5 separate regions of the Mus musculus genome follow, and all the other regions are linked to region 3. The links are chromatin loops, found by intact Hi-C in ENCODE. Cell type or tissue: left cerebral cortex. All regions are shown on one strand.

What was found. Hi-C counts contacts between places; a loop is a spot of excess contacts. Peaks named below come from ENCODE experiments on the same cell type or tissue, not always from the same donor. Only the 100,000 strongest peaks of a DNase experiment are listed, where the experiment ranks them.
Region 1: a loop joins it to region 3, with 2.7 times the contacts of the local background. A loop is called at or near these places in 15 of 42 quality-filtered maps.
Region 2: it touches region 3 in a loop (4-fold over the local background); 18 of 42 quality-filtered maps call a loop at or near these places.
Region 4: it touches region 3 in a loop (3.0-fold over the local background); 3 of 42 quality-filtered maps call a loop at or near these places.
Region 5: it touches region 3 in a loop (10-fold over the local background); 40 of 42 quality-filtered maps call a loop at or near these places.

What each region holds. Positions count from the first base shown.
Region 1 is chr4:129,127,342-129,132,341 of GRCm38, reverse strand. No RefSeq gene overlaps it. Among named protein-coding and RNA genes, the nearest start is that of Fndc5, 7.2 kb to the left of the region's middle. In left cerebral cortex, a CTCF peak has its summit at 2,060 (motif pointing right); DNase peaks (open chromatin) are centred at 2,038, 3,151 and 3,586; H3K27ac peaks cover 371 bases.
Region 2 is chr4:129,207,267-129,212,266 of GRCm38, reverse strand. Yars (tyrosyl-tRNA synthetase) reads right to left here. Exons shown (of 13, transcript NM_134151.5): 6 at 4,234-4,326; 7 at 2,480-2,615; 8 at 1,689-1,774. Among named protein-coding and RNA genes, the nearest start is that of Yars, 20 kb to the right of the region's middle. In left cerebral cortex, a CTCF peak has its summit at 2,636; no DNase peak of the experiment used is centred here.
Region 3 is chr4:129,452,871-129,457,870 of GRCm38, reverse strand. No RefSeq gene overlaps it. Among named protein-coding and RNA genes, the nearest start is that of Bsdc1, 6.3 kb to the left of the region's middle. In left cerebral cortex, a CTCF peak has its summit at 2,322 (motif pointing right); a DNase peak (open chromatin) is centred at 2,368; H3K27ac peaks cover 421 bases.
Region 4 is chr4:129,274,066-129,279,065 of GRCm38, reverse strand. Gm12976 (a long non-coding RNA gene) reads right to left here. Exons shown (of 3, transcript XR_868184.3): 2 at 2,176-3,411. Among named protein-coding and RNA genes, the nearest start is that of Sync, 11 kb to the left of the region's middle. In left cerebral cortex, CTCF peaks have their summits at 2,375 and 3,419 (motif pointing left); DNase peaks (open chromatin) are centred at 2,422 and 3,310.
Region 5 is chr4:129,348,284-129,353,283 of GRCm38, reverse strand. Zbtb8os (zinc finger and BTB domain containing 8 opposite strand) reads right to left here. Exons shown (of 7, transcript NM_025970.4): 7 at 3,413-5,000. Among named protein-coding and RNA genes, the nearest start is that of Zbtb8os, 15 kb to the right of the region's middle. In left cerebral cortex, a CTCF peak has its summit at 2,467 (motif pointing left); DNase peaks (open chromatin) are centred at 1,938 and 2,406.

The DNA of each region.
Region 1 (5,000 bases), 330 kb after region 3:
AACAAGGCCAGCTCTCCATGGGCCTCACGTTTCAGGGAGACACGCTAAGTGAGCACCAATGACTAGATACCTCTGAGAGAGGCAGGGCAGACGGCACAGGCGTTAAAAGCACTGACTGCTCTTTCAGGGGACCCGGATTCCGTTCCCAGCAACCTCTTAGCAGCTCACAAACATCTGTAACTCCAGTTCTGGGAGATACAGATCCGATGCCCTCTCCAGCGTCCTCAGGCACAAGACAAGCGCGTGGTGCACAGACATACAGGCAAACAAAACATCTATCTATACATGCCACACACACACACACACACACACACACGTGTACACACACACACACACACACACGTGTACACACACACACACAAGTACACACACAGAGGCACACAGGCACACCCATACACACACATATACACAAGGCACACATATACACATATTCACACACAGAGGTATACACAAACACACACACACATACAGAGGCACACACATACATACATCTTCCAAGGCTGGGCTACACGTGTGGCTCAGTTGGTAGAGTGTCTGCCCAGCACCCAAGAGACCTTGGCCTCAATCCTCAGCACTATATAAATTGGATGTGATTGTCAACTCCTATGATGTCAGCACTAGGGAGGTAGAGGCACAAGGTTTGGGAGTTAAGGTCATCCTTGGGTACATAATGAGTTAGAGGCCAGCCTGGGTTCATGAGACTCAATGTCAAACTCATACATCCGTGTATCTTCCGAGGCTGACAGGGGCTGAGATGATATGGTTAAGGTGGCTGAGAAGGTAAGTTTAGCTAACGTGGTTTAAGGGTGGCATCTAAGCTGAGAGCAAAGACTGGAGGGAGGCGGGTATATCAAACCACAGTAGCGTCCCAGCAGTGGGGACAGCTAGTGCAAAGGTCCTGGGACAGCGGTGTGCTTGGCCTATTCAGGAGACGAAAAGAAGCCAGAAGGATCGAAAGGAGCCTTACTTGCAAAGTGAGAGGAAATGGGGGCAGCGGGAGGTGGGGCAGAGTGTGGGAGAAAGGTTTCACTGGCTCACTAGCTACAGGAAGCCTCGCAAAGTCCAGCTGTGGTGTGATGGATTTACAGGTTAAAAGACTCACGTTGTATTTTAAAAGGCTCACAGGGCCGGCAGGCGGGACCGCAGAAAACAGGGTCGGGACCAGGTGACCTGTGAAGAGCCAAGGAGGCTGGTGCGGTAGCAGAGCCAGAAATGACCACCTTGGATCCGAGAGGTGGCCGAACTAACAGGGACAAAAGAAGCAGCTGAGACTTTTTTATTTTTGTAGGAGGAGCCAGTGTGTAGAACTCAAAGGAGACGTGAGGAGAGGGGTGGGGAGGAAGGACAGGAAGCTGGGCGGGGCTCCGCTGTCCCAGCCCACCTGGTTGGGTGATGCTGGGCCGGTAACTCCACCTCTTTGAGCCACTGCTGTGGTCTTTTAGAGGAGGATGGTAATAAGTACCTACGCCACAGAATGGGATCTGACAGTCGGGGTGAAGAGGAGGGAGGAAGAGAGGAAGCCGGGGGCGGGGGTGGGGGGAGGGGAGGAGGCAGAGGAGGAGAAGGAGGAGGCTTGTAATTAGGTGAAGGAATCCTCCGATCTCCTCAGATCTTCATTCCTGCCATTTCACAGTGCTCTGGGACTGGAACATAGGCCATCTTGCCCAGGGCTCACAAAGCCTCAACCTCAATCTGAGCCCAGGGCTCTGTGCCTCAAACCTCAACTCTAGCGTTACCTCTGGATACAGTTTCTCAGCCACACCCCACAGTCATCCGGATATCCCAAGAGTGTGGACCCGAGGTCCTCTCATAAGGGGTCCTGCAGAACTGGAGTGGAGGTTCAGGGATAAGGCCTTGTTCCCAACAGGGCTGGGGAGCACAGTACACTTCGGCTCACTCCTCAGCTGAGCCTGTCTAGTTCACCTCAACTGTTTTCACGGACCAAGTAGCGCCACACAGAGTGAAGATCCGAGGCTCCAGAAAACCCCCACCTCTCACATGGCCTATTCTGAGGGCTTCCCCCACCCCCTGGAAGATGGCCCTGCAGAGCCAGAATATGACCAGCAGAGGGCGCCCACTCCGGCCATAGTGAATCCACACTTTTTCTAAAAACAGGAAGACCCTAGAGACCCAGATGAAGCTGGCGACCACCACCCAGAATGGCAGTTCTCAGGGAACCCATTAAAGGCTCAGCCACTAGCACCAGGAAGGGCCTTGTGAATAAGTCATCAAGCCTCAGTTTTCTCGTCTATCAGAGGGCCCCTTCCATAATGTCTGCCTCAGGCAGTTTTGTGAGGATTCGGTGTGAGTTAAAGGTGGTGTGGAAGCTATCCAAGTGTTAGTAGTAGTGGCCCTTGGGGCACACGGGTCATCATTTTGTTATCATTATTTATCGATATTTTGAGACAGGCTTGTATGTAGCTGGCTTTGAATTCCAGATCCTCCTGCCCCTACCTTATAAGTGCCGAGGTTACAGGCAGATGCCCCACCTCTTGCAAGCTTGCTGTTGTTATTTGTATGGCTGGGAATTGAACCCAAGCTCTTAACACCATCAGGTGCTCTGCCACGGAGCCACACCCTAGCCCCAGTTATGTCACCTGAAGATGCCTTCTATTTGTAACCACCATGTGGTAGTTATTAAGATAAAGGCAGGGATTCAGGCATCATCTTGAATTTCCTAACGAGGGAACGAACAGTAACTGGGAACTGCCTGGTGACCCCGGTGGCTTCACAGGTCTTGTGCTTGCTTGCAGTTTCAATTCCTTTCAGCTGACTCGGCAGAACTCCACGGAAGGAGAGCCCCTAGGATAACCTGGCCTCCCACACGCCTTCATTCCGGGGACAGCCAAACACCACACAAGCCAGAGTTGACTGGGAACAAAAAAGCTCATTATTCCTGCTGTTTGGATTGGGAAGCACCCCCCCCCCCAACCCGTGTGTGTGTGTGTGTGTGTGTGTGTGTGTGTGTGTGTGTGTGTTTAGTGCTCCTGGCTCTGACATTGGTGGGGGGTGTCTTCTGATGAGGGAAAGAATTCAGATGCTTGCAGCCCAACAGTCCTACGCTTAAACCGTGATACAATCCACCCTCACTGTGTGACCACAGGCAAATTACCCTGCCTCGTGGAGTCTGTTTCCTTATCTGGTTCTTATCCCGTGGTGTTGTGAGAACTGAAGGAGATGCCACATGCAATCCCCAACACGTGATCAGTTAACTGTGTGGCAGTGGGTGCTGTAAATGGAATCTTCTCCTTCCCCAACCCTTTTCTGCACTGGGGTGGACTGGGTGGTTGTGGGAGTGGGTCACATCCTGCAGGATGATCATCTGGTCCCATCTGTGGATGGGAGAGCCAAGGTCTGGGTCACCGGTGCACGTATTTGCATGTGTAAGAGTATCTGTGTATTTCTGGTGGAGTGTGCATTCGCAGCCCTGGAGATGCATGCGGTGCAAAGGCATGTGAGAGTATGGACTTAGCGAGAGGCTGTCCCATCCCAAGGCTTCCCGGGGCACGTGTGGACCTGCAGGTACTGGTGTCTGTGGTATCCCCACACTGCTGCAGGAGGCTCTCTGTTCCCTGTTACTATGGAAACAAGGAGGCAATCCCAGGCCTGCCTCCAGAGAACTCGAGGTGCTAGAATTGAGATCTGGCTGGGTTTTCCCAGGAAGAGACACAGCTTGGGAGATTCCTGAGTCAGGGGTCTGGGGCTCTGGGTACCTCTGGAACCCCTGGGGGACCCTCATTCCTTTAAGGTAATCTGGCTCACTGGCTCCCAGAGGCAGAACTAACTAGGGCTCATCTTGGATCTTACTCTGACTTCAAGCAAGGCTCAGGCTGAGAACTTGACCTGTTTGTGCCTCAGTTTCCACTTTTATAAAATGGGAGAACTTAGCAGGTAGCTGCAGAAACAAGTCCAGAAGAGGAGTGTGCACCCTCCCCTGTCTGAGACACCATCTTCTCGCCTTTGTGGTCATTCCTAGGCCAATGGTGACACTTCTGTCACCCAGCAGCCCCTTCTCTCTCTCTCTCTTGTTCTCTCTCTCTTACACACACACGCTCCAGTGTCTTGCAGGGGCCTCATGGCTATAGAAAGGGAATATTCCTCAGAGAGCCGAGGCCCTGGGAGGCGCAGCTGCTCAGTGGTGAGCCTGTGTCTGCTCTCTCCACAGAGTCAGCCATAGAGGCAGTTGGGGATTTTAAATGGGGAGTTGGCCAGGAAGACGGTCACATTAGAGCCATCCTTTCTGGAGACAGCACCCGGCTTTAGCCAGGCCCCAAGGCAGGGCTGCTGGGTGGGAGGCAGAATGTAGTTCAGGAGACATTTTCTCTTCAAAATCTTGACTTTTAAAGAAAAAGAAGAGCCGGGCATGATGGCGCACGCCTTTAATCCCAGCACTCGGGAGGCAGAGGCAGGCGGATTTCTGAGTTCGAGGCCAGCCTGGTCTACAGAGTGAGTTCTGGGACAGCCAGGGCTACACAGAGAAACCCTGTCTCGAAAAACAAAAACAAAAAACAAAAAAAAAAAAAAACAAAAAAAAGCTTGATGGATGTTTACACACACACATACACACACATATACATATACACATACACACACATATACACACACACATACACACACATATACATACACACACACACACACACATATACACACATATACACACATATACACACATACACACACACACACACACACACACACCATACTGGAGTTTGAACCTAGGATCTCATGCTTACTAGTCAAGCATTCCTTTACTGAACTGTCCCTCCCTCTCCCCAGTCACTATCTTAACTGTTATTTGAGTCAAGGTCTCACATGGTTCAGCTTAGGCTCGAACTTACTACACAGCCAAGGAGAATTTTGAGCTCCTGCTTCTCCCGCCTCTTCCGCTCGAGTGCTGCAGTTACAGCACAAACCATGACATCTGCAGGATCATGACTCTGGCTAATCAGACAACTTGGTAGGTAAATTGCTTGCTGCACAAGCCTGCTGGGATTTCC
Region 2 (5,000 bases), 250 kb after region 3:
GATTAAAGGCGTGCACTGCATCTGCCCCCCCCCCACCCCCCCCCCAGTTTTTTTTTATGGATTTTGGATAAGGGATAGTAATTCAACCAGGGATTCAGAAACTCCTATTTTACTGTGTGTCCTTCAGTTACTGTTTTGGACCTAAATCTAGCCTGGAAGGCCTTAGATAGGATCGCTGTGACATTAATGACATTTCTGTTTCTGATGCTACTCCTTCACTTCCTGGGGACTAGTTAATTTTGGACAAAAGCTTTAGGCCTACAACTCTGCAGATGTGAATTAAGATTTAGTTTATTGGTTGCAGTATCCATGCCATAAGTGCTCCACAGCCACTTGTCACTAGGGAGTGACTTCTGTCTCAGAGAGTGAAGATCAAAAATACTGAACACACTCGACTGAAATTCTACTATGGCAAGTGCTATGGGAAAAGGCGACTGCAGAGTTTTCCAGAAGCGTCCTTCTGATTCTGCTCAGCATTCCCACAAAGAACTGCTTCCAGGGGTGTGCTACGGTGGCCTGCTTCAGACAGCAGAGAAGGATTTCAGAGCCATGTTTCTGACACATTCCCTAATGGGCCACATGCCAGACCTCAGGGATTAGTCTCCTCCAGCTGCTGCTCAAACCGACTTACATCCAGTATTGTCTCCAAGCTGGCTCTCCAGCTGCTGACCCTGAGCTCTAAGGGAAAGGATGGCAAAGTCAAGGGAGTCAGGCTGCCTTCACCAACTACTGAGATTATTAGAAAGTTTCTCTTAGGTGGTTCATGGTGGTGCCCACCTTCTGTTTTGTTTTGTTTTGTTTTGTTTTTTCGAGGCAGAGTTTCTCTGTGGAGCCCTTGCTGTCCTGGAACTCACTTTGTAGACCAGGCTGGCCTCGAACTCAGAAATCCGCCTGCCTCTGCCTCCCGAGTGCTGGGGTTAAAGGCGTGCGCCACCACTCCCGGTCGGTGTGCCCACTTTTAATCCCAGCACTGAGGAGGTAGACACAGGCAGATCTCTGTGAGTTCCAGGGCAGCCAGGGATACATAAAGACCTTTTATTAAAGATCCAATATATGTATATAAATCTTTTTCAATTTTTAAAAGTTACATGTATATTTGTGTGCCTGGTACATGTACACTACTGCCTTTGGAAGGCAAGAAGATGGCATTGGAGTCTCTTGAGGTGGTGTCCCAGGCAGTGTAAGCTGCCTAATGTGGGTACTGGTAACTGAACCCCAGTTCTCTGCAAGAGCAGTAAGTGCTCTTAACAACTGAGCTGTCTCTCTCCTCCTCTTCCCCAATCCTGTCTTGCATTAGCCCTCTGGAGCCATGAGAAGAGAGCCCAGCTCTTCTTATACCCCAAGACAGAATATATACTGACATTCTGGCTAAACGTGACTACTTCTGTTTTCAAAGACTTCTTTTAAAATATTATGTGTATGAACATGTCTGGGTGTGAGTCTATCCTGAGCGTGGCCACGGAGAAGCACTCTTTATTGCATCGCCCCTTGGAGAGGACTGCGGATCAGTAACTTAGCTGTGTGCTCTTCGCCCATCTACTTAATAAAGTACTCGATTCTGCATCTAAGTCATTAACAAAACACAGCCTCCGTGGCTACCAAGACAGAGCTGTATGTTCACACAGGCTGGCAGCCGAGAGGGAGAGAGCTACCGGACTCCAGAGGTCTTCATCTTTCTCTAGCATTACCTCAGCAGCGAAGTCCTTCTCCAGCTCTAGGTAAACGGTGTAGGTCTTGTTTCCACCCCACTTCTCATCTCTCAGGATCACAAACTCTACAACATAGCAACAAACAAGTCAGGAACTGCCTGTTGTAACTCCTCAACCCAATGCAGAAGTGTGTGTGTGTGGTATTTAATGCCTTTTACTTTTACCAGGTGAGTCACCTCACCAGCCCTGGCGTTTGACTTTTTATTTCTTGGTGCTAGGACTAGCCCTAGGCTGATGCATGTTAAACATGGCCTCTCAGCTGAGTGTTTTTGTTCTCTAATAGATAAGCAGCCACACTGTGTATCCATCAAAAATCATTGCTTAGGAGCTGGGCGTGGTGGCGCACGCCTTTAATCCCAGCACTTGGGAGGCAGAGGCAGGCAGATTTCTGAGTTCGAGGCCAGCCTGGTCTACAAAGTGAGTTCCAGGACAGCCAGGGCTATACAGAGAAACCCTGTCTCGAAAAGCCAAAAAAAAAAAAAAAAAAAAAAAAAAAAAAATCATTGCTTAGAACTCTTTTGTATTCTAGTTTGACACGTCTGCCTCTAGTCTCATTTTGGATTCACCTCTTCAGCCTGACAACCCTCTAAAACTCCACCTGGTAGTGAACACAACTAAGGGACAGCCCAGTCTCACAGCACACATTTTGTATATGAAACCAGGGCAGCCAGTCCCTGCAGGAAGAACCTATGACAATTTTAAGTACAGTCACAGCAGGACCTGGATCTTTGAGCCCCGCCCCTAAGCACCACGTGGGGGGAGACTCTTACCAGACTTGAGGGGAAAGAGGACATGCTTGATGAAGGACAGAACCCCGTTGTTCTCCACATTGCCGGGCTCACAGAAGGCCTTCTTCAGCTTTTTCTTCACGTCCTCCTTCCGATCAAGGAGGTCGATTTTGGACTCCTAGAAGTCAGGAGGGAAGAGACCTCTTGTGGTAGAAAATGAGAACACACTCAACTAATATTAACACACACAGTATATAATTTTTAAAAGTTTACTTTAATGAAGTCTAATCTATCCATTTTTTCCTTGATGGATTATACACCTTTTCTCTTCTTTTGAGCTAGGACTGCACGTAACCCAGATTGATGTCAAACCTGCTACGGATGTTCGTGAACTGATCTTCCCGTCTTTACCTCTCCAGTGTTAGACATGCAGGTAGGTACTGTTAGGCCTGCTTCATGCAGTGCTGAGTTAATCCCAGGGCTTCATGCATGCTGGGTGAGCACACTACCAACTAAACTATGTGTATGTCCTACCTACCCACCCACCCACCCACCCATCCTGAGTGTATGTATGTGTACACATGTATGCAGGGGACTATAGGACCAGAAGATGGTGGCTCCCCTGAAACTGGAATGGCAAGTGGTCTTGAGCCACCTGTTGTCGGTGCTGGGAACTGAACCTGGGTCCTCTACAAGAATGTGTGCTCCTAACCACTGAACTATCTCTTTAGTTTCATATAAATTCTTAAAATGGTGTTTATTTGTTTGTTTGTTTGAGACAGGGTTTCTCTGTGCAGCCCTGGCTGTCCTGGAACTCACTCTGTAGACCAGGCTGGCCTAAACTCAGAGATCTGCTCTACCCCCCAAGTGTGTAGTGTGTGCTACCACTGCTCAGCAAAACAAAATTTATTTATTTATTTTTCCCCAGAGTTGAGGACCGAACCCAGGGCCTTGCGCTTGCTAGGTAAGCGCTCTACCACTGAGCTAAATCCCGAACACAAAATTTTTAAATAAAGATTTTAGTTATGTGAGGTGGCACAACACTCATTAACAGTTTGAAGCCAGGACTGGTGAGATGGCTAAGCAGGTAAAGGTGCCACCAAGGCTGACTTATAGTGTCCATATCCCTGCCCCAGTCTCCAGAGTGCTGAGAGTACAGTATCACCAAGCCCAGCACAGTAGGGCCGAACTTTATCACAGCCCCAGGAAGAAAGAAATGCGCTCGTTCTGGTCAGCAGCAGCACCGGTGACAAGATGGCTGCTGCCTGGCTGCTGATGTGCTGAGTGACATAAGGTCATCCTTACAGCACAGCCATTTGGACTCTCCAGCTGGCTAGGTTACTGTTCTTTGCAGTCTTCAATCCATCTTTTGCTGGCGTCTTCTAGATTCAAGAAACAGTTGTGTGTGTGGAGGGGCCAGCAAGATGGCTCAGTGGGTCCAAGTGCCTGATGCCTTGAGTTCAATCCCTGGTCCCCTCATGGCAGAGAACCAGCTTCCCTAAGTAGTCCTTTGACCTAGACACATGGGCCACCGCAGGTGTGGATCCACACATACACACAGGTCAATGTCTGAGGATGCAGCTGTGGATGTATGCTTGCCTCACACGGGAGAGGCCTCCAGTTCAATGCCCAAGACCAAATGAATGGGAAGGGAGCAGCACCATCTTTGGCCTGGTGAAGTGCCTCACTGGGAAAAGAACTTATAGATGCAGGCACACAGGCATGCACGCATACACACATACAGACACACACAAAATAAATAAATGAAAAGTGTAAAGAAATGGTTAGCAATTTACCTCTTCTGACGAGCTCATTTTGCTCCCAGTTAACCCAGGGACCATGGGATTCATCAGGTGGACCCGTTTTGAGTAGCCAAGTGCAGGAAGATACTAGAATGAAAAACACAATAAAAAATAAAGCACTAAATATAAGCTAGCCAGGGGTGAGACGCTGTCTCAAAGATAAAGCTAAAGGGCTGGAAACATAGCTCAGCTGGCAGGCGCTTGCCTAGCATGTTCAAAGTGCTGGGCTTGACCCCTAGGACCTCATACCTGGGCACGGGGTCTGTAACCCCAGTTTTTGGGAGGTAGAAGCAATTAGATGCTCAAGGGCATCCTTGGTTACACAGCAAATTAGAGGCTAACCTAGGCTACAAGAAGTCCTGTGTCAGAAAAGCCAACCTGCTATGCCAGGTATGGTGACATCTGCCTTTAATCCCAGCACTGGGAAGGTGTAGGCAGAGGCAGGAGAATCTATAATTATAAGGCAAACTGAACTTGATAGGAAGTTCTAGCCATCTACGGTTATATAGTAGCAACCCACTTTAACTCTTTTTCCCCCCAAAAAACCTAAATGGTGTCACCCTACCCAAGAGACACTGTACACACTTCATTAAATAAATCTGAAAACTATTTCAATATAGTGTGTGTGCATGTGCATGCATGCGCATGCTTATATGAGGGTGCACGTGCCCGGGTGAGTACGAGGCCAGGGACTGACATTGGATGTCGTTTTTCAATTGCTTTCCCACTGTATTTGTTTTGAGACAGTGTTTCGCCCTGAC
Region 3 (5,000 bases):
CAGACAGATCTCCGAGTCTGAAGTCAGTCTGGTCTCCACAGCAAGTTCCAGGCCAGGCAGAAACATAATGAGACACACCGTTTTGAAAAGGTGGCTTGTTTTGTTTTGTTTGCCCATGTAATAATGATGTGTTCACAGCAGGGTAACTTTTTTTTTCATTTTTATTTATTTATTATTATAAATAAGTACACTGTAGCTGTCTTCAGATGCACCAGAAGAGGGCGTCAGATCTCATTATGGGTGGTTGTGAGCCACCATGTGGTTGCTGGAATTTGAACTCAGGACCTGTGGAAGAACAGTTGGTGCTCTTACCCGCTGAGCCATCTCACCAGCCCACAGGGTAACTTATTAAACAAGAAATCTAAGAATAAACTAAGATGTTTAATATTTAGAGACACCAATCTCTTCCCAAGGCCATAAAACTAGGAAAGGCTAGAACTCTCATATGAGCTTGAAGTTGTCCATTAAAATTAAAATCAAGTTTCTGGGTCTGGAGAAATGGTTTAGTGGTTAAGGTCACTTATTGCTCTGACAAAGGACCTGGATTTGATTTCCAGCACCCAAATGATGGCTCAGAACCATCCACAAGCCTGTGTTGTGGGCTGTTCAGCAAGAGAAGACTGTTCCAACATAGGTTTAAGCTGATAGAAAGTCTTTATTACCCAGCCAATAATTACACAGTTCAGGATCCCAGGGTTGCCCCAAGCATTTCTCAGGGTGAGCTTTTAAACATAAAGACAGCACCCTGGGTTGACATCCTTCAGTTAACAAGAACAGTTAGCCAGAAGCTAAACTATAGAAGCCAAAACCACAAGGTTGGTCCATTAGAAGATTTCCCAGAGCTAAGGGCTTTGATGGATTAGGCCTTTGTTTTTGTTTTAGCAGGCGACCTGTCTAACAGCCTGAATGGCACTTCCATCATGGAGTCAGCTGTGCTAGGGTCTTAGGGCCTACTAATGTCTGGGGCCCTGTTACACCCAGTTCCAAGGAAGCCAACAGGTACACATGTACTGTACATATATGCATATAGGCAAAAACTCTTATGTAAAGTAAAATAAACTTTAAAAATCAAATTTCTAACCAGGCTATGGTGGCGCAGGTCTTTAATCCCAGCACTTGGGAGGCAGAGGCAGGAGGATTTCTGAGGTCGAGGCCAGCCTGCTCTACAGAGTGAGTTCCAGGACAGCCAGGGCTACACAGAGAAACCCTGTCTCGAAAAACAAACAAACAAACAAAAAATCAAATTTCTACCCCTCTCACATGTTATGCCTTCTTGTCCCACCCTCCCACCGAGATAAGCTATACAGAGGCAACAACTACTTCCTACACTTCAGTATAATCCCTTTTGCTCACAACTGGCACAGTGCTTGCTGACAAAGTCTTCAATCTCATTAGACAGAGAAACTCAACATGCTCTGGTCTTTCTCATTTGTCAGTCGAGAGAATCTCTTCTAAGCAACACCTGTCAATCAAAAAGGCTTATGGGCAAAGAGCAGAAGCAGCAACTAAGCGGCGGGACACAGGCAGGGACAGAGAGAATTCTGGGAAATAGTCAGAGGGATTGGAAGGATTCTGCAGCCAGATGTTGAGGAAGAAATGGGCCAGGACTGAGGAGAGGTCACTAACCAGCAGCGAGCGGAATTCAGGTTAAAAAAAAGGGAAGATCTGCCCCAGGAACACAGAGGAAACCAGCCATGAGGCTGAACCTGGGTTAGAATAAAAGGGATAATAATAAATCAGAGAAAAAGTCGAGGCTTATGGCCAAGGCATTTATTAACAAACAGTCTCAGAGTCGTTTTTCCGGGAGCAGGGGCTGGAGCAGAAAAACTGGATTTATTATTTACATTTGTCCTTTCCCAAGTCTTGACCCTGGACGACTCCTCTTCGCTGACATCACCCCCAGCATCCAGTGGATTTGGACTCAAATCCTAGTACACCCCCTTTCTAGCAATGTGGCCTTTCCAGACTTTGGTGTCTTCGTCCTTGAAACGTGATCCATTTGGCGATGGTGGCCCACACCCTTAATTCCAGCACTTGGGAGGCAGAAGCAGGCAGATCTCTGAGTTCTAGGGCAGCTCTGGTCTGCAGAGTGAATTCTAGGACTGCCAGGGCCACACAGAGAAACCCTGTCTCAAGACAACAAAACAAAACAAAACAAAAATGCGACTTGGATGTGATCCAAATCTCGGTTGTTGTAAGGACTGCGTGTGTCAGTTATCCTCCTTGGAGCGTGTCCTTGGAGCCTAACACAATGCTGGACACGGGTTAGAAAGCCGCTGTAACGATTCTGGCTCTGCTCCTAAGAAGCACATACACACATGAACCACTAGATGGCGGTATGGGATCATTCATAGGATACCTCTTCAAGGCTCCTCTCAGGGAGTGGTCTTGGGAAGATGTCCAGAGCCTAGCTTGGAGAGACCTCATTATTCTCAATAGAAGGTTGTCTGGCCTTGGATGATCCTGGGAGGTGACTCAAGCCTACCTCCCAGACCTTCTGGAAGCTTCAATGGCATTAAACCCACACTGTTTTCACTGGAGACACCAGTACAGAGTTAGCAGGAAGGATTATATAAATTGTGTAATCTAGCTGGTCCAGGTAACAGAGGAAGCTAACAGAGTGGTCCTTGTTTAGCTTCCAGGGCTGCCTGTTGACGTTTCAGACTTTGGGCTGGCAAGATGGCTCTATGGGCAGCAGGAACTGACAAGTATTACAAGCTGATGTAATCCCCAGGACACGCGAGTGAAAGAAGCACCGACTTCTACAAGCCTTCCTCTGACCAGCACATATGTGTCATGAAAGTGCACACATGCCGTGCCTGTACATGGACATATATGCACTTGCACACACAAACTATGACTAAAGAAATGTAGTTTTTTGTTTTTTGTTTTTTTTTTAATTTGGGGAATTTGTTATTGAACAATGTCATATGTAATTAAATAATGGATTCCTTCTAGGATGGCAGGTTTAGTTTAAACCATGTTAAAGAAGCCGGGCGTGGTGGCACACATCTTTAATCCCAGCACTTGGGAGGCAGAGGCAGGCAGATTTCTGAATTCGAGGCCAGCCTGGTTTACAAAGTGAATTCCAGGACAGCCAGGGCTACACAGAGAAACCCTGTCTCGAAAAACCAACAAAACAAAACAAAAACAAAAGAGTTAAGAGTTTGTCTAGATCTGTTGTGTAGTAGTTTCCTCTGAAGTTAAAGTCTTCTACCTTTTGGGGCTGAAGAGATGGTTCAGTGGTTCTGAGTACTTCCTGCTCTTGCAGAGGACTCAGGCTTAGTTCACAGGACAGCTTATAAGCATCGGTAACTCTGGTTTTGTCATCTGATGCACTCTGCTGGCCTCTGTGAGCACCATACACCCACCTGTTATATATACACATACAAACATGAAAGCAAAACACTATTTTACACATAAAATAAGTAAATTAAAAAAATTAAAAACTTCTATTTTGGAGAGTAACATGTTTTCCACTAAAGCAATATGAGCCAGATTAGGCCAGATTAAAATGAATAAAAGCAGGTTTATTAGACAGGTTTCTTCCAGGTGGGTTCACTGGTCCTAAGCAATATTCCCAAGGAAATTACACAACTTGATTAAGGCAAGGGGGTTTTATAGATCTTAGGCATCAGGTGATAATGTGTCAGCTAGGAGCTGGGATTGTACCCATATATGGTCAAAAGCTGAGCCCCTGGGCAGGCATTCTTGGGTAGGTTTCAGGAAACAAGGAAGCAAGGGATGACAAGGTGGGGTGTGGGGGGATTGTGAGCAGGGGTTCCAACACAATGAAGAGAAGCTCCTTAAGTCACAGAATGTTAAATGGGTCATGAAACAACAGATATTCTAAAGGGAGGTAAGATGCTCTGACCTGTAAGGAAACTTGGTTAGCTCAGGAAGTAAACAACTCAGAAGACTTCAGGAAGTCCCTGAAACGGAGCCCCAAACATATAAATAAGCAGTAGGAACTGTTGAGAGACTCTCACGGCTGCCAAGGTAGCTGGGAAAGACATGCTCCATCCTATTAAGATGCTGCTAGGCTGTGTAGTGCACTCCAGGTTTCCAGCTTTTATGACCTGGCACCCATGTTGGGGTGGGCTTTGGTGGTAAGGTTGTCTTGGAGTCATTCCTGCTCCTGTAAGTAACCCCTTACCCATATCCTGTTGGTAAACCCATTACAATTTATTGGGTCCCCAAGATGGAGTTGTGGTATTTTCATCTGTCATTCGTCACACATCTGAGATGAATAGGTTTTTGTTCATGTCTCCTTGTGAATAGCATCACACAACAAATGATTAGAGGAAACTTTGGAGTTTGTTTGAGACAGGATTTCTTTACGTAGCCCAGGCCGTGCTGGAACTAGCTTTGTAGATCAGGCTGGCCACAGTACTGGTATTAAAGGCATATGGCACCATGCTCAGAGCTTACCGCGCAATCTTTTTGTTTGTCTGTTTGTTTTCAAGACAGGGTTTCTCTGTGTATCCCTGGCTATCCTGGAACTCACTTTGTAGACCAGGCTGGCCTTGAACTCAGAAATCTGCCTGCCTCTGCCTCCCAAGTGCTGGGATTAAAGGCGTGTGCCACCACCACCCAGCTTTACTGCACATTCTTGACACCAGAAACACCACCATGCCTTTGCCTCATATAAAACCATGAACCAAAATAAATTTTCACTCCCTTGGTATGCTTCTGTTGGGTGCTTTGTGATGGCAACAAAACCCTCTAAGGCCTTGGCATTTCTCCACCAAGTCCTCACAATCTTTTGACAATAACCTGACAATAATCTATTCTCTAAAGGGTGAATTCAAGTTCTGGAACAAACAGCCTAGAGACGTTAGTGTCGGAGAGGGAGAAGGAGGAGAGGAAAATTATTTAAAATATGTAAATACACCGGGAAAGGATCTTCAGGTGCAGGCGGTGAAACTGTATCAGCCCAACCCCCCCAAGACCAAGACAGAGGTTTATCTGCTCCTGAGGGGTAGAGGTCAGGGAATAAG
Region 4 (5,000 bases), 180 kb after region 3:
ATCTTTCTTTCTTTTTTTTCTTTCAAGCTGAAAATGGAACCCAGTCTTCTTAGATGCTAAGCACATTCTCTAATTTTTCTTTTTTAAAAACATATTTTTGGGGCTGGTGAGATGGCTCAGGTGGTTAATAGCACTTATTGCTCTTCCACAGATTCTGAGTTCAATTCCCAGCATCCACATGGTGGCTCACCATCTGATGCCCTCTTCTGGTTTATCTGAAGACAGTGACAATATACTCACATAAAATAAACAAATCTTTCAAGCAAACAAACAAACAAAACCCATATTTTTATAGCTGGACAGTGTCGGTGCCTGCCTTTAATAATCCCTGTACTCTAGAGGCAGGAGCAGGCATATCTCTGTGAGTTCAAAGCCAGCCTGGTCTACAGAGGGAAGTCCAGCATAGCCAGGGTTACACAGAGGATCCCTGTGTAGATAGATAGATAGATAGATAGATAGATAGATAGATAGATAGATAGATGATAGATAGATAGATGATAGATAGTTAGATAGATACTTTAAAATGTTTCTAGTCCTATTAAGTAACTCATGCTGTCCTTGAACTTGAGATCCCCTGCTTCAGTCGTCTAAGTGCAGGCATTACAGGTACCAAGAACAGTACTTATATTAGTTCATAGTTGCATCCCTAGCCTGCAGCTTTTCAATAAAACAGTGGTTGGAGCTGGAGGAGTAAGTCTGTGCACAGCCTTTGCCTAACAGGCAGAGCGCTTACCCAGCATGTGTGGGTTCAAGCCCCAGCAGTGCACAGCATGCAGATAAACAATTAAGCAATACTCCATGCCGGATGCAAAGTAGACACTTTACCTGCATCATTACAGCGAATCCTCAGAACTCTCCTGACCGGTGAAGCCTGCCGAAGTCCCTTTGTCCATAAGAAAATAAGTTTGGAGGCTGGAGAGATGGCTCAATGGTTAAGAGCACTGCTTGCTTGCTCTTCCAGAGGTCCCAGGTTCAATTCCCAGCACCCACATGGTAGCTCACCACTGCAACTCCAGTTCCAGGGAACCTGACACCCTCACACAGATATACATGCAGATGAAACACCAATGCGCATAAAATAAAAACAAATTAATTATTAGAAAAAGAAAACACAGCCGGGTGTGGTGGCGCACGCCTTTAATCCCAGCACTCGGGAGGCAGAGGCAGGCAGATTTCTGAGTTCGAGGCCAGCCTGGTCTACAAAGTGAGTTCCAGGACAGCCAGGGCTCTACAGAGAAACCCTGTCTCGAAAAACCAAAAAAAAACAAACAAAAAAAAAAAAAAAAAGAAAGAAAGAAAAAAAAGAAAAGAAAAAAAGAAAAGAAAAACACTCGAAAAATAAACCAAAACCAAAAACAACAACAACAAAAGAAAACAAAAAAGAGTCACACTTGCAGGATTGATAGCACCTAGCATCCGATACCTCCTCCCCCACCCCTGTCTTCTACTTAGGTGTCATTATCCTGGACCCCGGGAGGCTTATGGTCAGGGTGGCGGGAACCACAGACTCGACTCTCTCAAGCATACTCCCCAGGAACTGTATCATGGCCACAGGCAGATTTCTGTACAGATTACAGACAACTCTCTTGAGCTGGGTGGTGGTGGCGTAAGCCTTTGATCCCAGCACTTGGGAGGCAGAGGCAGGCAGATTTCTGAGTTCGAGGCCACCTGGTCTACAGTGTGAGTTCCAGGACAGCCAGGGCGATACAGAGAAACCTGTCTCGAAAAAAAAACAAAAACAAAAACAAACAAACAAAGCAACCAACCAGACAACTCTCTTGATAGATCACTTAATCTCCCTCGAGGTCAGGTTTTGCTTCCTTTTTTCTTTCTTTTTTGTCCTTGGAACTCACTTTGTAGACCAGGCTGGCCTCGAACTCAGAAATCTGCCTGCCTCTGCCTCCTGAGTGCTGAGATTAAAGGCGTGTGCCACCATTCCTGGCTCAGGTTTTGCTTCTATGTTAGATGTGTATGTTAAATGGAAAAACAGCTGGGTGGTGCACGGCTTTAGCCTCAGTGCCTGAGAGGTAGAGGCAGGCAGATCTCTGTGAGTTGAAGGCCTGGTCTACAGAGAGAGTTCCAGGACAGCCAAGGCTACACAGAGAAACCCTGTCTCAAAAAAACCAAACCAAACAATCAAAATCTCAGAAATAAAGGGGGAGAGGGGATACTGACCTCTTTTCGTAGTTTACAAGAGACGATGTTATTCCCTGCCTTTCCTTTGTCCTCCTTGCTCCCACTGTTGTGTACCATGATTCAGCTGATTGTCTAACAAGGCACCAGGTGAGTGAGCGAGTCACCCGCGGCGTCCACAGATTAACTCGCCTGCGATGTCTAGCGCAGCCTACAGGGGACGCCACACAGACCTCACCTTTCCCACTCAGGCGCCTGCCACAGCAGGACGTGTGTTTCCTTTAGTGACCGCGCGGGGGCGCACCGGACTTGTCTTTTCTGAACCGACTGTGCAAATAGCCTGGAGGGAGGAGCCTGGTCATCAAAGCAGTAATTAGTAATAAAGAGGCCTGGGATATCACTCAGTGGGCAGAGTGCTTATCTAACATGCAAGAGGCTGTATAGTGTGCGTCCAATTCCAGCATTCGGTTGAGGCAGGAAGATGACTTGTTCGAGGTCATCCTTAGTTCCATAGCTGAGCTAGATAGAAGCCAGCTTGGGTTACATAGGACGTTGTGTTAACACACACACACACACACACACACACACACACACACACACACACACACACATACACACGAATGATTAGAAATTAATGAGGGCTATGTAGCTCTGTATACATGAGATCCTATGTCCAATCCCCAGTACCACAATAAATAAATAAGTAAACACACAATAGCAATAGCTCCACCCGTTTGAAAGGAACACTGGAAAGCCATGGGTGTGGACGCCAGGGAAAGAGCCAGGCATTAGACTCAGGAGACTGGAGTATAAAGCCAGCCTCCTCACCCTCCTGTGTCTCTGGACTCTTGGGACTGTATTTCCTGGGCTTTAACATGGAGAATGCAATCCTATAGCTTAGGAGGGATACAGGGATCCCTAGAGAACAGCCCGGCAGTCTTTGCGGTTCTTACCTGGACCCCGAGTGGAAAGCTGAAGTTAAATCTCGTTTCCTGGTGAGGGTGACAGGGACCTTCTCTCAGACTCTGTGGGACTCCCACCCAGCTGCTTAGTTCTAAAACAGACATCGGCAGGCCACCATAGGCAGACCCCCAACTCAGCAGTTTCTTCTGTCCTTCTTGGAGTGTCCCTTCTGACAGTCCCGTAGGCTGCTCTAGACGCCGCGGCGGTGCCTCTGTTCCCAGTGCACATATGATCTGTACGTTTCTTCGTCCCTCTTCCACTCCCACATTCTCCTCACTTGAAGCTCTGCCTCCTGCTGGAGTCCATCCACTTCCTCTAGATTTTTGTTGTAAAAAAAAACAAAAAACAAAACAAAAAAATATGGTTTTTTGAGACAGTCTTTCACTATGCAGCTCTGGCTATCCTAGAACTCACTATTCAAACCAGGCTGGCCTCAAACTCACAGAGATCAGACTGCCTCTGCCTCCTGAGTACTAGGATTAAAGGTGTGTGCCATTACAGCTGGCTTTGTTTTTGTAGTTTTTTTATTTTGTGAGACAAAGTCTCACTGTGTACCCCTGGCTAGCCTGGAACTCTGTGTAGACCAGGCTGCCCTCAGATTCACCAAGGTCATCCTGCCTATGCCTCCCAAGTGTCTGTATTAGTCATGAGCCTCCTAAATTTTTTTTTAAGATTTTTTTTTTTTTTTTTTTTTTGGTTTTTCGAGACAGGGTTTCTCTGTGTAGCCCTGGCTATTCTGGAACTCACTTTGTAGACCAGGCTGGCCTCAAACTCAGAAATCCTCCTGCCTCTGCCTCCCAAGTGCTGGGATTAAAGGCATGTGCCACCATGCCTGGCCAATTTATTTATTATATGTAAGTACACTGTAGCTGTCTTCAGACACCCCGGAAGAAGGCATCAGATCTCATTATGAGTGGTTGTGAGCCACCATGTAGTTGCTGGGATTTGAACTCAGGACCTTCAGAAGAGCAGTCAACCACTGAGCCATCTCTCCAGCCTGAGCCTCCTAAATTTATTCATGTGCTCTGGTGGGAGCTGATTTTCTCCTGTTGTGTTGGATCTGGGGCTCGAACTCAGATCGTCAGTCTTGGCAGAAATACCTTTATTCATCAACCCTATGTGTTTTGTTTGTTTTCTTACTTTTGAAAAAATTTTAAATTATTTTGTATGTATGAGTGCCTTTGCCTGCATATGTGTGTGTGTGTGTATGTATGTATGTATGTATGTATTTATTTTGGTTTTTCAAGACAGGGTTTCTCTGTGTAGCCCTGGCTGTCCTGGAACTCACTGTGTAGACCAGGCTGGCTTTGAACTCAAAAATCGGCCTGCCTCTGCCTCCCAAGTGCTGGGATTAAAGGCGTGAGCCACCATGCCCAGCGTGTATGTATTTATATATGAGTATGTAAGCATGTATACCTGCATATCTATCGCCCTCAGAGTCTGTAGAATCCCTTGGGTCTAGAGTTATAAGTGATTGTGAGACAGCATGTGGGTGCTAGGAATGAAATCCTGGTTCTTTGGGACAGCAATCAGTGCTCTTAACCACCCGAACCGCCAGTCCAGCCCCTCCACAGTGTCTCTCTCAGAGACAAATTGGGTCTCATTATGTCGGCCAGAATGGCCCTGAACTCCTCATCCCCCTGTTGTAGCTCTCGAGTGCTGGGATTACGAGCTCACTCCACCATGACTTGACTGACTCCAGGTTTCTTGCTGAATATAAACTCCCTCTGATTACACAGTCATGGCCTTGAGGGCATGTGTGTCTTCTATTAAAGGCTTCAAGGCATCCTCCTAGGTTACTCCAGTGCCTGGAGCAGTCCACGCACGTCCCAGGAATGAGCATTTTTGCCTGCAACTGCTGCGATGTATGCCTTTGAAGCTTGGGTGCTGGTGATGTGGGCCGT
Region 5 (5,000 bases), 100 kb after region 3:
AGTTAGGTCCCGTTTGGAATGGGACAGCCGAGGGGTAAGATGTAGCTGCTAGAGTTTTCCTGTTTCATGGCGGATCCGCAAGGATTCACTAGAGGAATCAGTTTTTAATAAGGCTCACAAGATTAGGTTTTAGTTGTTGCACTCAGAGATTGAGTTACCATTGTTTCTGAACTGAGTTTGTGTTGTGTTTTCCTTCACGTAGTGGCTCGCCTGGGTTCAAGAAAGGTACAGTGGTAAAGTGCCGGGTCTGCCTGAGGTACACCACAAAGACTGTGGGGGGATTTGAAGCACGGTGCTGGCGTGGTAGCAACTGCCAGTGGGAACCTAGCAAGCTGGGTGGAGTTCTGAGTTAGAATCTCCACGAGATAAAAACAGGTCGGCCATTGCCCGCCAGTGCATGGCCAGCCAGGCTGCTGAGGCACACGGTTATAAGACTGCATTCAGGAGCCTGGCCATCCATCTGCAGGACCTAGCCTCAGGTCTGTGAGTCAGAGAGGCCCCCAGCAGTAAGAGTACTCACTGTCTACTCTTTAAAGGACGAAATATTTGAGTCCTTGCACTCACAACCTCCTGTAACTCCACAAACTCTGTATCTATGGGATCAAATACCTACTCTGGTCTCCACAGGCACCAGGCTCTGAAGTGTAGGCAAAACATGTATCACATTATGTATATCATACCCATAACCTTTAAATTTATGAGGTGGAAGCAGGCAGGGCTCTGAGTTTGGAGGCTGCCTGGTCAACAGAGTGAGTTCCAGGGCAGCCTCCAGAGAAACCCTGTCTTGAAAGAAAACAAACATTTTTTTGTAAGTCTGAAATAACTTATAACACAATTCCACTATTTTGAGTGGTTTAGGATTATGACTGAGAGGTAATAGGCCTGAATCAGCTCATAGCTCAGTTTTGCTTTGTTTCTTCTTTTGAGGCAGGTTTTTCCTGTGTGGCCCTGGCTATTCTGGAACTCGCTCTGTAGACTAGACTGTCCTCAAACTCAGAGATCCTCCTGCCTCCGCCTCTGCCTCCTGCATGCTGGGATTAAAGATGTGCACCACCACCACCTGGCCATAGTTGAATTGTCATAGAATTAATACTATTCTTGGAAAGTGGCTGGAAAGATCGCTCAGCAGTTAAGAGCACTGCCTAGTCTTTCAGAGGAGCCAGGTTGGTGACTCGAGTTCATCTTGTCTCTGGGCATTGCATGTATGTGGTACACAGACATATGAATGGAAAAAAAAACAAAACAAAACCAAAAAACCCATGCCTATACAAACAAATCTTTCTTAAATTATATTTTTTAAAAAAATTATGTAGGGGCTGGAGACATGCTCAGTGGTTAAGAGCAGTGACTGCTCTTCCAGAGGTCCTGGGTTCAATTCCCAGCAATCACATGGTGGCTCACAACCATCTGCAATGAGATCAGATGCCCTCTTCTGGTGTGTCTGAAGACAGTGTACTCATATACATAGACTGGATAATTCTTTTAAAATTCATGTTCATGAGCTCATCTTGATTGGTGGGACAGTGCAATTAGGTCAAGGTCAAGGTGACGGTGCAGAGATGACTCAGGAGGAAGCCAGTGCTTGCCATGCAGGTAGAAGGCCCAAATTTTGGTCCTCAGAACCCATGTAAGGATTCAGACATGGCTGCTCCATATGTACCCAGTGCTCCTTGGGGTGTGGAAATGAGCAGATCCCTAGAAGTAAGTCCCGGGTTCAGTGAAGAAACCCTGTCTCAAGAACTGAGGGAGAGAACGAGAAGCTAGCATTGAGCGCCATGCAGATGTGCATGTGTGAGCTTCTACACACGGGTGTATACACAAACTATGGCGCAGAGTGCTTGCTCTGTAAGCTTGAAACCCTGAGTCTGAATTCCTAGAACCCATAACAAAGCCAAGTGTGTGTGGGAGGGTGAATACATATGGAGCTGGAAGCTGTCTGGGCTATTCAGCCAAGCTAAAATGCGGTGCTTCCAGCTCCCCTAGAGCCGACAGGGCTGAGTTGGTGAGGAAGACTGGGCAAACTGTCCCAGCCTCCATACACCCACACAACCATGTACATACACTACTCGCATACATAACAAAAGTAGCCAGGAAACACACTGCTAAGAGCCATGTCAGCGGGTGAAGATGAAGATCCTTCAATATAACCCTTTTCCTCTTTAAAAGTAAACTGGAGTCGGGTGTGTGGTGATGTGTACCATAATCCCAGCACTTGGGAGGCAGAAGCACCCAGATGAGTTTGAAGCCAGCCTGGCTGAGATTACATGGAGAAACCTTGTCTCAGAAAGCCCAACAAACAAAAGCCCTAAAATTAAAAAGAAATAACCTGGAGGTGGAACTGAAGAAATAGCTCAGCAGTTGCTAACACTGGGTCAGAGCCCAGCCCTGACAAGGCCACTAACAACCATCTGCTACACAGGGTCTAGGGGACCCTGTGCCCTCTTGTGGCCTCTACTGGTACTGCATGGCACACTTACATGCAGGCAAAACACTCATTCACATAGAAACAACCATACAAAATAAAAATATTGAAAAAGGTTGCGTTTTGAATTTGAGGCTGGACCATGCACCACTGGCCTGGAACAGTATGTAGGCCAGGCTGACCTACCCTAAACTCAAGTTCTGCCTGCCTCTGGAGTGCTGGGATTAAAGCACACGTGTGTGCAGGGGACTTGTCAGCTTTTAAGAATAATTCCTAACCTTGTGTGGTGGTCCATACCTTTTTCCCTCTTAAAGATTTATTTTTTATTTTATGTTTGTGCTTTGCCTGCACTTATGACTGCTATATGTGTGCCATGCCTGTAGAGGACTGCAGTTGATCTCCCAGAAATGGAGTTTCAGTTGTTAGCCACCCGGTGGGTGTTAGGAATTGTACCAGATCTCCTCTACAAGATCAAGTGCTTGGTTGTTTTGTTGTTGTTTTCACTTTGTTTTTTGAGACAAGGTTTCTCGGTGTAACACCCTTGGCTATCCTGGAACTTGCTCAGAAGACCAGGCTGCCTCTCCTCCCAGCGCTGGGATTAAAGACATGAGCCTGGCTCAACCAGTGCTCAATTCTCTCTCCAGCCCCAGACTCATGCCTTTTAATCTCAGCACTCAAGGGAGGCAGGAAGATCTCTGTAAATTGGAGGCCAGCATGGTATACATATGGAGTTTTAGCCTAGCCAAGGCTACACAGTAAGATCCTGTGTAAAACAAGACACAAGGAATAATTTGTAACATTTATGTCATGAGGCGAGGTGATAGTGGTGGCACATGCCTTGAGTTCTAAGAACTTGGGGAACAGTGGCAGACAGATCTCTGAGTTCAAGGCCAGCCTGGTCTACAGAGTGAGTTCCAGGGCAGCCAGGCACCACCACCACCACCACCACAGAAACAAAATTTATGTCATGCTGTATTTTTTACGAAGTGCTTTTTCCTCAGTTCCTCGTTTAATCAGTGAGCTTACAATTACAACTTCATTTGTAGCTAGGGATGAATGGAAAATGGCTGACAGGAGCTCTGTCTGTGGAAAATGATGGATACCTGTGGGAATGAAGAGGTGCTTGCCTGGAATCCAAATGGTGTTTTACAGAGTTCCTTCTGCCTGAACACCAGCAGTCTGTCACAGTGCCACCAGCAGTTGAAATCGCCTCTTTACAAACAAGGCTTTCTTGTTGTCTATACAAAACTCCCTCCAGTTTACCTGCTAGAGCAGTTGTTCTCAACCTGTGGATCTCGATCTCTTTGGCGAATCTCCATCTCCAAAAATATTCGCTTGTAATTCGTAACAGTAGCAAAGTAACAAGTTATGAAGTTGTAATGAACCACAACGTGAGGGGAAGGGCTGTAGTAAGGATGCGATGGAGCATCTATCTATTCTGTCATTTCAGTGTCACAGAAGACCGTCTAAGGGCTGAGATGGCGTTAGGGATGGGGGTGTGCACTGTGTATTTCAGATGCTCACTTCTATGAGCCCCAGACCCCTCTTTGCAGTCAGGATGATGGCACGGTTATCTTAATGTTATGTAAAAACTGTTTGCCAACACCTCTGATTGGCTAATACAGAGCTGGGCAGGAGAAGAGAATAAATAGGGCAGGGTTTTGGATCATAGTTGGGGGTACTAAAAGAGGAGGAGACCAAGGAGAGAGGGAGTCAAGAGAGGGTGTGGGAAAAGGAGGGACAGAGGGAGGAAGCAGGGGAGGAAGAGACAAGAGAAAGGTGTAGAGAGACCTGGAAGAACCAGGAGGATTCACCATGAGGTTGCCATGAGAGAGCAGCCAGGAAGACACCCGTGGACCAGAGTAAGCCAGGACAAGATCTCCACTTGTCTCAGAGCTGGAGGTAGTGGTATGCAGACACTCAGCTTCTTATATAGGTGCTGGGATACAAACCCCCGCCCTGATTGCTCAGCAAGAGCTGCTAATCACTAAGCCATCTCTTCAACCCTAAATAGGTTAAAAACAGGTTTTTTGGGTGGTGGTGGTGGTGGTGGTGGTGGTGGTGGTGGTTGTTCTCTAACTGGATGCATAGACTGGATTAATAAAACCGCAGCATGTTGGGGCAGACCTTTAATCCCAGTACTTAGAAGGAGGAGGCAGGTACTTTGAGTTCAAGGCCAACCTGGTCTACACAGTGGAACCTTGTCTCAAAAAAGTAAAGAAATGAAATTTCAGGAGGGTGTGGTGGTACACGTTTTTAATCCTAGCACCCAGGAGGCAGAGGCAGGTAGATCTTTGAGCTCAAGGCCAGCCTGGTCTACAAATTGAGTCCAGGAGAGTCAGGGCTCTGTTATACAGAGAAACTTTATCTTAAAAAAACCAAAAGAGGGCTGGTGAGATGGCTCAGTGGGTAAGAGCACCCGACTGCTCTTCCGAAGGTCCAGAGTTCAAATCCCAGCAACCACATGGTGGCTTACAACCATCTGTAACAAGATCTGACTCCCTCTTCTGGTGTGTCTGAAGATAGCTACAGTGTACTTACTATAATAATAAATAAAATTAAAAAAAAAAACAAAAGA